Regions from separate parts of the Mus musculus genome. Here region 2 is linked to region 1. Evidence: chromatin loops called from intact Hi-C (ENCODE). Cell type or tissue: left cerebral cortex. All regions are shown on one strand. Links, peaks and the distances in the headings refer to the core of each region. The heading gives the core; the rest is flanking DNA. Region 1 overlaps Agbl4 (ATP/GTP binding protein-like 4). Region 2 overlaps Agbl4 (ATP/GTP binding protein-like 4).

Region 1 (5,387 bases), core at 292-5,291:
GTTTATAGCAAAGAGGCCACAAGAAGCAGGGAAATAGGATAGGAGTGGAGGGTATTGAGTCCTAGAGCCAGTCAGAATAGTCTTTGAACACTGAGCTGAAACATTTTAGCCTATGCTTCTTTAAAAAATAATAATAATAATTGACACATAAGATCTTTTTCTCCTTCCTCATCTGAATGGAAAGAATCATGTCTATGGTTCAAATTTGTTAGTAAGAACAGATTCAAATATGATCAAGGTACATAATCTGCACAGTATGTTCTATCCCATTGAAACTCATTATTTTGTATAGTTGATATACTCTCATACAGAGGGGAAAAGCTATGTTGCTTAGAATAAAAACAATAAGGACAATCATCAAGATTTGAGTCAAGTGATAGATGCAGAGCGCAAAGTTCAATGCCTGGCCGATAACAGGCGATTCATTCTGTGGCAGCTCCCGAAAAGCTGCTGCTATAGCTAAGTTCATGCTTCATCCTCTGCAGAGGGCTAGTAGAGTAGGCAGCCTGGAACAGGAGGGCCCCCTGGGGGACTGTAGCTGAGAAACGAGGGCCTGAGCAACTACAATTAATGCCTTCTATTTTGTTTATGAGTAATCAGACCCTTTTCCGGTTTATTCCACTAGTTATCTAACAAGTGCTGAGCAGAAAGACATAGCAACTCTAACGAACTAGAACAAAGGAAAGATTTAAGCCCCTTACCATCAGATCTCCAGCTGTGTGCACATCTATAGTAGCTTCCAATTCTGTTTACGTATTAATTTATTAAAAAATATCTCTTGGGTATTTATTTTGCGCTGTGCTCTGTGATTAGATGCTGAGACCACAATGTGAGTGGGACACAATTGTCACTTTCAAGGAGCTCAGTCAAGTGAGGGGAAAAACAACAACAGGCAATCATAGGATGTTAGCAAACGTGCTGTGGGGGATAGCAGGGAAATCGTCCCAGAGCTCAGGAAAGGCTGACAGATGGAGAGAGTCTTGTATTACCTCATAATCTTGGCATTTCATAAGTACTTCAGTCTATAGATGGTAGTAACCATGAACATCTGAGCTTTAGAAAATGAGTAGGAAGCAGCCAACTAAAAAAGAAGTGTAGCTGAATGTTTAGGACTAAGGGACTAGCACATAAGATGGAAGAAAGAACGGCGGGGATACACTCATACCTCTGCTGGGGGTGGGGGACAATTAGAAGCTAAACTAAACAAACCTTGTAAGCCATTATCAAATGCTGTATGAATGTTCCCTTAAAATTAAAATAAGCAAAATAAAATCATCCTTGTGATCACCTGTCCACAAAAACATCATTTAAGAAACTATTTTTACAAGTACTAAGAGAGGCAGCACAGATATATTAGTCCCTGCTTTTAGCATAATAATAAGAAAAATTCAAAGAAGAAAGGAAAAGGTGACCTGGATTCCCCAAGTCCCAAGCAAAGCGATATAGAGAGATGGACTTGTACTTGGAAAAGGGAGGGACAAGTAAGTCTAAGCTTGGTACTTGCAGCCCAGTACTCAGCAGATTCCCACCTCCACCATCCCTAGACTTGTACCTGCAGCCAAGGGAGTGCCTCCACTAGCCCTTCCGCTCTTTGTGCCTTACAGCAATGAGAAATACCATAGACTTGACAAAGTAGGATACAGAAGTAAGCATGAGATGTGTCTTTGAGCACAGTGCTATCTGGTTGAACTCTAAGAGGAGTTACCAATGACTGTACCCTCACACCGATGCCTAACTTTTCTACCAGGTAGAGCCTGGAACCCTATTCAGACTTTTATCCTGCAGTGGCCTTAGCCCACAAGTCCACCATTATAGCAGTAAGACCACAGGAGTGTGGTCCTTGGTCCTGTCCCTGTGCTATACTACTCAGATTGGGTTCTAAGCTCTGGTGCAGCCTGGCATTGTGATGTTGATGGCCCTGGATATGCCTGCCTAGCTTACCACTGATCACAGGCAGTGTCCAGCTGGAGAAAAGGAGAATGGCATCACATCATTGCATAGGAACCTAGGGCTGGCATTTTACTGCCTATGAAGTTTGTCCATGCAGAACCTCAGAGTGCCTGACTGTAGGGTGGTATTTATGGATGAAGTCTGTGGGCCTACCTGAGCCCCAAGTAGAGGCTCGCTAGGACAGGATAGCCTTTTTTGGCTATTTTAAAACAATAACCTATTTCCTAACAACATAGCAGCTGTGAAGAGGGCACAGACTTGGAACTGTGGAGCCCTCTAGTGCTAAAATAGTGACAACACATCAGCCAGAACTCACAGCAAACCTAAGCTTAGCTCACCACCTAGTGCTAATATAGTGGCAGAAACTTGGCTTACCATTTCTGGAAGGGAAAACGCAAAGCCAAATTGGGAGGAGTCTGAATAGTCAATGTCATATGCCAACAACCTCCAAAAACTTTCAGGGATATAAAGTTAATTGTTGTATTTCATCTGTTTCATGGATGTTTTTGCTTTTCGTGGTGGCTAAATGCATTAAAGGTATTCGACACTTAAAGTATAAAATTTAACGTGACATTGGACAGCTTCCATTCCAAATGGTTATTCTAACTAAATAGAAGTTCACTGGGTTGTACAGACTTCAGCTCTGGGTAATTTGGACATGTGATTGGGGTGCTTTTATTTATTGTGATTTTACTTAAAAATTTGGTAAACACTAAAAAAAAAAAAAATCCTTTGGAGCAGTTAATACTATACCTAGAACACTAAAAAAAAAAAAAAAATCCTTTGGAGCAGTTAATACTATACCTAGGAAGAAAATAAAATGCCAGAAACGGGCCATGCTGTATCAACTGATCTGTGCAATTCTCAGGACAAGAATTTAAACATATGCTGTCAAGAGACTCAATGAACACCTTAAAGACACAGAGAAGAAATTGAGTACTTCATCAGTGGAAGTGAATTTATTCTGTAATCAAGCAGATCTTTGCACTGAAAAGCACACTAAACAAAATGAAAAGTGTAGTAGAAGTCATAACTAGCAAAACAAAACAAGAGAAGACTGGGTGAGCTTGGAGACAGCCTATTGGAAAAGCCACATGGGAATAAGTGTCTGTGGAGTGCCCAACCGCAAATGGGACTGCCATCACACACCACTGTCCCACAAGGCTCAAGGACTATTGCAGAAGACAAGAGTGAGGACTTGTATCTTTTGGATTCATCCGACAGCTGCACAAATGAGCTCACAACGGCTGTGGCAGACTGCAGGAGATCAAGCCAGTAAAGATTTTACATGGGGGAAATGGAGAAAGTGAGGGAAAAGAAACTCCTAGTTGATGACTTCTGGGAATTGAAGACTCAGTTTTCTTTGAGGTGTGGCCCCTGGTCGTTGGACCACTCTCTGATGGATGGCCCTACACCCGTGAGTATTTGAGCAGAAATAATGGAACTCAGTGGTGGGAGATGAGGGAGGGAGGGAGCAGGTAGGGAAGGGGTTGATGGATCTAGGAGGAGTTAGGTGGAGGAGTGCAGAATAAATATGATCAAAATGTATTGTAGACATTCTACAATGTATGAAATTCTCAATGAATTAATATAGTTTAAAGAAAAAAACAAAAGAAATAAAAAGGGTGAAGCAGAACAAAAATTAAAAAACATTATGGGAATGTTGGCGAGTATTACAAGAGAAAATACTCAGCTTGTTGGTATTCAAGAAAGACTGGAGAATGCCCAAAGCTTCATTTTGAAAGCTTCTTCAAAATGACAGAAAAATCTAGAGAAGGCTATAAACATCCATGTGCTGTAAAGTCAAATATCAGCATCTGGATTCAAATCAGCCATGAATATACCCAAAGTACACTGAAATTAATCCTTAGAGAGAGGAGCTCAAAGTGACAACAAAATTGACGCACATACACATGAACTGTGCTCATACACTCTCATAAGAAACCTCTTAGGACAGGTATAAGGAGGTCAAGGCCTGCTGTAACCTGACAAAGAACCTAGGTATCATGAAAGACAAGTCTTTGAGAGCCTCCTGGAGCTCCTTCCCTTCCTACAGCCTCTAAAGTTTTCAGGCTTCTACCTTCCAGCCAGGCCAACTGGACTGAAGAATCTCTGAAGAGGAGGACAACCCACTCAAGCCAGTTGCCAAGCATTCCCCCTCCAGCACACCCCTTATTCTTTCTGTTCATCCCTTCATGAGAATCCTAACATTCCTAGATCACATTGAGAATCCTAACATTCCTAGATCACGTTGTATATTCTGATTCCTCCTGGGTTGATGCAGACCCATTGTGGGGAGGTATTTGCTTTAAGGACATCCTACCATACCTGCCCTTTCCTCATCGTACTGCCAACTTGTAACTTGGGTGGTGACTGTGCTTTTGTGTTTACTTCTAAGTGTACGTGGAATGCTGTGGGAGGGACACCCTGAACCAGATGGTTACCTCCCTCTTCCTTTTGTCTTGGCCCCACTTGTGGAAACAGAACCAGTGAGTGACCTCCCATATAATAGCAATGAAATAAAATGTTCTAAAGAACACAGAACATTCTTCAGGATAGAATGTGTCAGTGCACAAATCAAGTCTTGCCAATTTTTTTAAGTTGAAAGCACATTGAGTATCTTCTGTGATCAAAGTTCAATAAAACTAGAAAAAAAAAAACAGAAGAACCTTGAAATTTATACAAATACACACAGACCAAATAACATTCTCCTAAATGGTCAAGGAAGAAATTTAGAAGGAAATTAAAGCATTTTCTGAAATAAGTGAAAGTGGAAATACAGCACATTAAAACAAAAGCACTATCAATGGGGTTTCAACTAATCAGAACCTTCATGGGCAAAAAAGAAAGAACTAAATAACCAGGCTACCAGTGCTACCTAAGGAATTCTAAAACCCAGGAAGGAAGCAATTCCCCTGGCTTTGCAATTATAGGGATCAAACCTAGAGCCTTGCACATGATAGGTAAGAGATCTTCCACTGAGATGCATCTTCAGCTCCAAAACCAAAATTGCTAAATAAAAAAAATAAAGATTAAAGCATGGGTAAATGAAATAGATACTAAAACACAAATTTAAGGGATCAATGAAATTGATTTCCCAGGAAAACAAAGTAGACAAACTCCTTGTTAGAGTAACTGAAGAAAAAAACAAAACAAACAAACAAACAAACAAAAAACAACAGATGACTCTGAGTCACTTAAAATACATGATCCTCTGTCTAGGTGTGTATCCAAAGGGGATTATATTAGTATATATCAAAGAGCTGTCTGCTCCCCTGTGTTAAGTGCAGCATTCTACACCATAGTCAAAATATGGAATTCTTTTAAAGATATGGAATCAGCCAAAGTTTCCATCAACATATAAATGAATAATAAAAATTGTCATATATACAATAAAGAATGCAATTCAGCCTTTAAGATTGATGTTTGTCTGGCAA
Region 2 (5,387 bases), core at 307-5,306, 310 kb before region 1:
TGGTTTGATCAGAAGGACCTGTGTTTTGGTCTCTAGGGTCCGTTTAAAAAGCTGGGCATGGTAGTGTATTGTCTGTAATCTTGGTCCTGGGAACATAGAGATGGACCTAGGTGGATCCCTTGAGCGCATTAGCCATCTAACCTAGCCAAATCAAGGAGCTCCAGATTCAATGAGACACCTGCCTCAAAAATTATAATAGAGTTCTTGAGTTCTGTCAAGGAAGACTTCAACATTAACCTTGGTCTTCACACACTCATGTGCATGCATGCATTAATCCATGAGCATATATGTGCAGAGTCATATGAATGAACATCCACATACAGGTAAATACTCATATTCAACACTAAGGATTGATTGGGTATTTATAAATATCTCAAATAAAAATTTAAGAAAACTAAATTTAGCTCAATATATCAAGATATAGTTATATAACAGTGGCCTCTATTTGTAGTTTTATAACCATAGAAGAATCAGAAAAACTCTGCTGTTCTTAGTTCTGCCTGAGAGACGTTCATAGTGATTTGCCTGGCCTTCTTCATTTCCAGCCACATCTCAGTACATAACCACAGTCATTGCAGCAATTGGTCTCTTCATTGCCCACAAGTGCACCATGCTCATACTGAGGGTCTTGTGGTTTCTTTCTCATTAGTCCTTCTACATCTCACAGCCCATAGTCACAAAAGTGTTGCCTTAATAGTCAATACTTATCAAGCTTCTTGGCACTTAGAAATTACTTACTGTCTATGGGATGGAATTTAAAGCCAACAACTCTATAAGTTATTGGTCTTCTCTATTTTCCCTGTCCCCATTGCTGGAACATTGTTGATCATTTCACTTTTAATGTTCTCTGTGGTTTTCTAATTCTTATTGCCTTTAGGTTTTATACAAACTGATTAAAAACTAAATATTACCATTTAGTGCTTAAATATATCTTTTGTTTTTCTAACAATTAAGAGTTCTTATTTCTGGACTTCCTGCTCCAGAATCCTAAAACAACCTTCACCAGGGCTGACTCCATTCTCAAAGTGCTGTTAACCACATCACAGCTCATTTAGTAGAACTTTGACTTTGAAAGGTATAAGATATAATTACAATTCAAGCATTATGAACATAGATCAAGTTGATCTGCTTCACTGCACATAGAGAAACTGAGGCCCACCACAGAGAAGTAGTAGACTTAATTTTTGAGTCTATTGTCTTTGAGCAATAATTTCAAATATCAAAGATATACAAGAAATGAAACAAACCAACATTTACAAGGTGCCAAGTATGTGCAAATGTCCCATACTTTCCTGTGTTCAATGATAAGCCAGTTTATTCTTGTTGCTAAGTTGTAGAGAAAGGCTAGTTCTCAAGAACCCAAGTTTTAAAGCTAAGCAATAGCCAAGTTAGGGTAACATACAAAACAATGCTTCTTCTTCATATGGCGTAATTTGTTCTAACTAAAGATACTCAGGACTGTTAAAATTGCTATAAGAACAGTGGAAGAAAGAAGGAAAATAGTTATGAGAAATACAGTGTATATTACCAAGACAATACATACAAGTGTATATTACCACGCACTTAACACACAAAATGAGCATTACTAATGGAGACTGAACAGAACTGGGAAAAGGATCAGCTGGTCTGCTGATTCAAATCAAATATATGTTTGCAAAATCACACTACCCTAGTTACAAGGATTGCTGCTAACCATCATGTTAATTATGGCAAGAACATGTCTATTCCTATGCAAAGGCAGATGCAATTGCTATATCTTTCAAGAATGACTTTTGACCATCTATGATATGCTCTGTAAAATATCACATTTAAATGTCAGTATTTCAATAAAACTATATTTTTTTACACAGCAGAAGATAAAAAACAGGGGATATTACAAAGTCAGACAGGATAGCTCTGCCACATTTGGCTTGTCAGAAACAAGGATGAAATCCTAACAATCTATGAGTTTCAGTGTCTTCATTTGAAAGATGAAGGCAATGATAATGTCTTTTAAAGCTGCTGTGAGCTTTAAAAGTGTTGTTGGATGTATAGAACTAGAAATAGGGACTCCTTTATTATGGGTATCTTACCTTACCTCTTTTTGCTGATCATATAATATTGCTCTAAGTGCTTCTTCCTCACAATTATCTGTGACTCTAACAGGACAACTTCTGTTTCCCATTTCATAGATACTCAGGAACTTTACACAATTTGCCTAGTAGTAAATTATTAATCAATGTTAAAAACAATTGCTAGTTATTAACAGTAAACAGTTACTACACAACAGACCTGGGAACTAAACCTAGGATTTCTAGTCCATCTTTTTTTTTTCTATGTGATTAATCAATAAATATATTGCTGCATAGTAGGCTCTGTAGATGTGGTGGTAAAACATAACATCTCCGTCCTCATAAACACTGTCCTCAATGTAATAGGCTCTACAGAAAAGGGCACAGTAAATGTCATGGACAGGAGAAATGGCTTTTCAAGTATATTATGAATGTGCTAGTGATAAACAAAGCATCACAACTCTTGTGAAAATTCCCAGGCTACTAAAGGGAAGTCCACCAAGCCAGGCTGGAAGGATGCTGTTTGTCTTACATTAACATTACAGTCAAGGGCCAGCTGTATGTTAGCACACGGAGTATACTGAATCCTTCTTGGCCCTCAGAATAGGTGATGATATTGCTTTAGAAATGTTTCAGTGTGTCTATAGATCTATTTTAGCATTCTCTTAGTTATACCAATCAACACTTCAAAACAAGAGAAACTTGGACATATGTTCTTCCTGATCATGCCTCACATTGAACTAAAACAGTCTTAACACATTAAAAACAAGAAGGAAGTTCTTGCTACTTCCCCCTCACACCTCCCTGCCTCCTGACCCAGTTTAGGGACTGATTTTACTTGTTTTATGCAATGTTCTGCCTTGTTCCGTGCCCTCACATTTCTTCCTTCCCCAAAAACGCTTTTTCCTAATCATTCCTCTTCCTACAGGCATTTCAATATTTTTCTTTTGTAAAACTTTGTCATCAAATCAGCTTCAGGTGGTGTTGTGTCTCTACTCCATGCACTGCCCATGTGGCCTTTAGTAATTATCAATTAGCTATATACGCTCTAGTCCTAGTACTTTATATTTCCCCTGGTATGTTGTGAATTGTGTAAACAATGCACTTCCTCTACCCAGGCTCTCGGCTTTCTCTTTGCTTCCTGATCCTTAAAGAGACTTAGATGTAGTTAGGTAAGTCATGGCTTCTCAACACCCTCTAGCTTCCCTATGCATCATGTATTTTCCACTGAGGTAACCTCCTACCTGGAATACTCTCTATCTACTCTTTGCCTTCAGAATTCCCACTCTATCCATTGCTCAAGGTTAATCACAAGTTTGTTTTATCTTCACCAGTAGGAAATTAAATCAGCAAAAACAGTTTCTGTGGTTTTATATGAACTTGTGGGGTTGCCTCATCTTCCTGCCGAAATTGCACACTGTAATAATTTTGCCCTCATAGTTTTTTGGCAACTTACACTTTCTGAACCGCAGTGTCCTCATATGTAATTTGATAGTAAATATATCAAATCCACACGATTGCAATAATATTAGCACTAGAAGATTCTCAAACTTTCTTGAAGGACAAAATATTTGACCTATAACTTGAAGATGGTTAGAATGGCACTATATAAAGATGATGATAAAATCATTCTGTGAAGAAATAGTGTTATGAATATAGTGAATAAATGGAAAGACATGGGTGGAACTGCGTGGTCAAACTAAACCATGACCACAGCAGGAGCATTGCAAAGGACAGTCAAACACATATTGGGATATATTTTTTCTGAAGATTAAAAATATGTCATCTGTATATGCAAACATGTGTATGTTGAAATAAATCTTCATACAAGCTCTTAACACCATCAGAAATTTTGAGAAACAGACCCATGAGAAATTTCAGTAAGTAAAATTTGGCCTTTGCCAACATTTGTATTAGATGTGAGTAAAATTCAGAGGGTTTAGTACAAAGGAGTAGCTCAAAAAACTCTCTCTCTTTTCTTTTTTCTTTTTTTCTTTTTTTTTTCATTTTTTTTTGTTAAGACATAACAGTCCTTGGGGAGCTTTATTAGAAAATTCTCGTGCCAGCTGTCTCTTTTCTTCAACTCACATTCACACAATATGCCTCGCTCTTGTTTCTCTTCGGCAATGCACTCAGATACTAATGAGTTTTGGGGAATAGAAAACCCAATGGAATATTAAAATTGGAAAGAAGCAATCGTTGAGTTAATTTTGCCGAAGTGCATCACAACACACAGTGCTGCTGTAGGAATGAATATTCAAATAGGAATTCAGTCATGGGAAAATTAATTAAGGAAAATGTTATTGCTAATATTGCTTTTTATACATATACATATGAAGGCACACAGTCAACTACTGGATCCCGCATAGACAATGAGTCAAACATTTATGAAAGTCAAATCCTCAAGACCTCTTGCTGGGTTCATGTTAAGATTTTTAATTATTTTTAAGTTATAGACAAATATCAACATGTCACTATTTTGCATGAAACTCTTCATTAAATCCAAAGCATTTTCAGAATAAAGTTAAAATCCTTAGCAACTTCAAAACTTTTCACTCTGTGATTTATGCATACTTAACTCATTTCAACTTACACTTCCCCAAATATGTTTCACTGTTGCATATCTCACTGTCTTTGCACATGCTGTTCACTGTTTGGGAAATTTTTACCCCTCCCATTAGTTCATCCTAATGTTGTAGATGTGGCTCAATGTCAGTTGCTTTCTTTCACCCTGCTAGAGAAAAAAAACCTCTCTTGGGTGTTCTCATAGCAAGCTAGATATAGTACTAGTTAACAAACATTAAGTACCTTGGTAGTTGACATGGCTTAGTGTCATAACCTGTTTACATGGCTACATACACACAAGACCATATAATTACTCATTTATTAAAAGAATATTATATAACAGCATTCTACTCTGTACTGTGTGTTAATGGTGAACAAAAATACTACCCTACCTCAGATGTAGTGTAGTTTTTTTTGTGTGTGTGTGTGTGTGTGTGTGTATTTTCTATAGTGGCTGTTATATAATTGCAACACAACCACCAAAAAGAATGAGTGAATGGGTTGATATTGTGTTTCACAGTATAAAAGTTGAGAAAAGCCACAGAACCCAAGGAACATAACACTTAAAATATTTGCTATATTACAAAAAAAAACCCTGAGTTTAGATCGAATTATTGATTCCCAGCGCCTGAAGTTACTAAATTCATGACTTTACACAGGCCTCTTAATTTCACTAGACTTCACATTGTAACTAGTAAAGCAGCAATGTCTGTACAGTTCAGTTTTCACTTCTCTCTTTACACTAAAAGAGTTAAATCATAAAGCACAGGA

Evidence for each region. A loop is a pair of places that touch in the nucleus more often than their neighbours do. Peaks named below come from ENCODE experiments on the same cell type or tissue, not always from the same donor. Only the 100,000 strongest peaks of a DNase experiment are listed, where the experiment ranks them.
Region 2: a loop joins it to region 1, with 2.7 times the contacts of the local background. A loop is called at or near these places in 2 of 42 quality-filtered maps.

Annotation. Positions count from the first base shown.
Region 1 is chr4:111,306,859-111,312,245 of GRCm38, forward strand. The region is part of intron 5 of Agbl4 (ATP/GTP binding protein-like 4); the gene reads left to right. Among named protein-coding and RNA genes, the nearest start is that of Bend5, 110 kb to the right of the region's middle. In left cerebral cortex, for the core only: a CTCF peak has its summit at 2,243 (motif pointing left); DNase peaks (open chromatin) are centred at 517, 977, 1,471 and 2,241; H3K27ac peaks cover 1,387 bases.
Region 2 is chr4:110,999,015-111,004,401 of GRCm38, forward strand. The region is part of intron 4 of Agbl4 (ATP/GTP binding protein-like 4); the gene reads left to right. Among named protein-coding and RNA genes, the nearest start is that of Bend5, 410 kb to the right of the region's middle. In left cerebral cortex, for the core only: no CTCF peak of the experiment used is centred there; a DNase peak (open chromatin) is centred at 2,824; H3K27ac peaks cover 399 bases.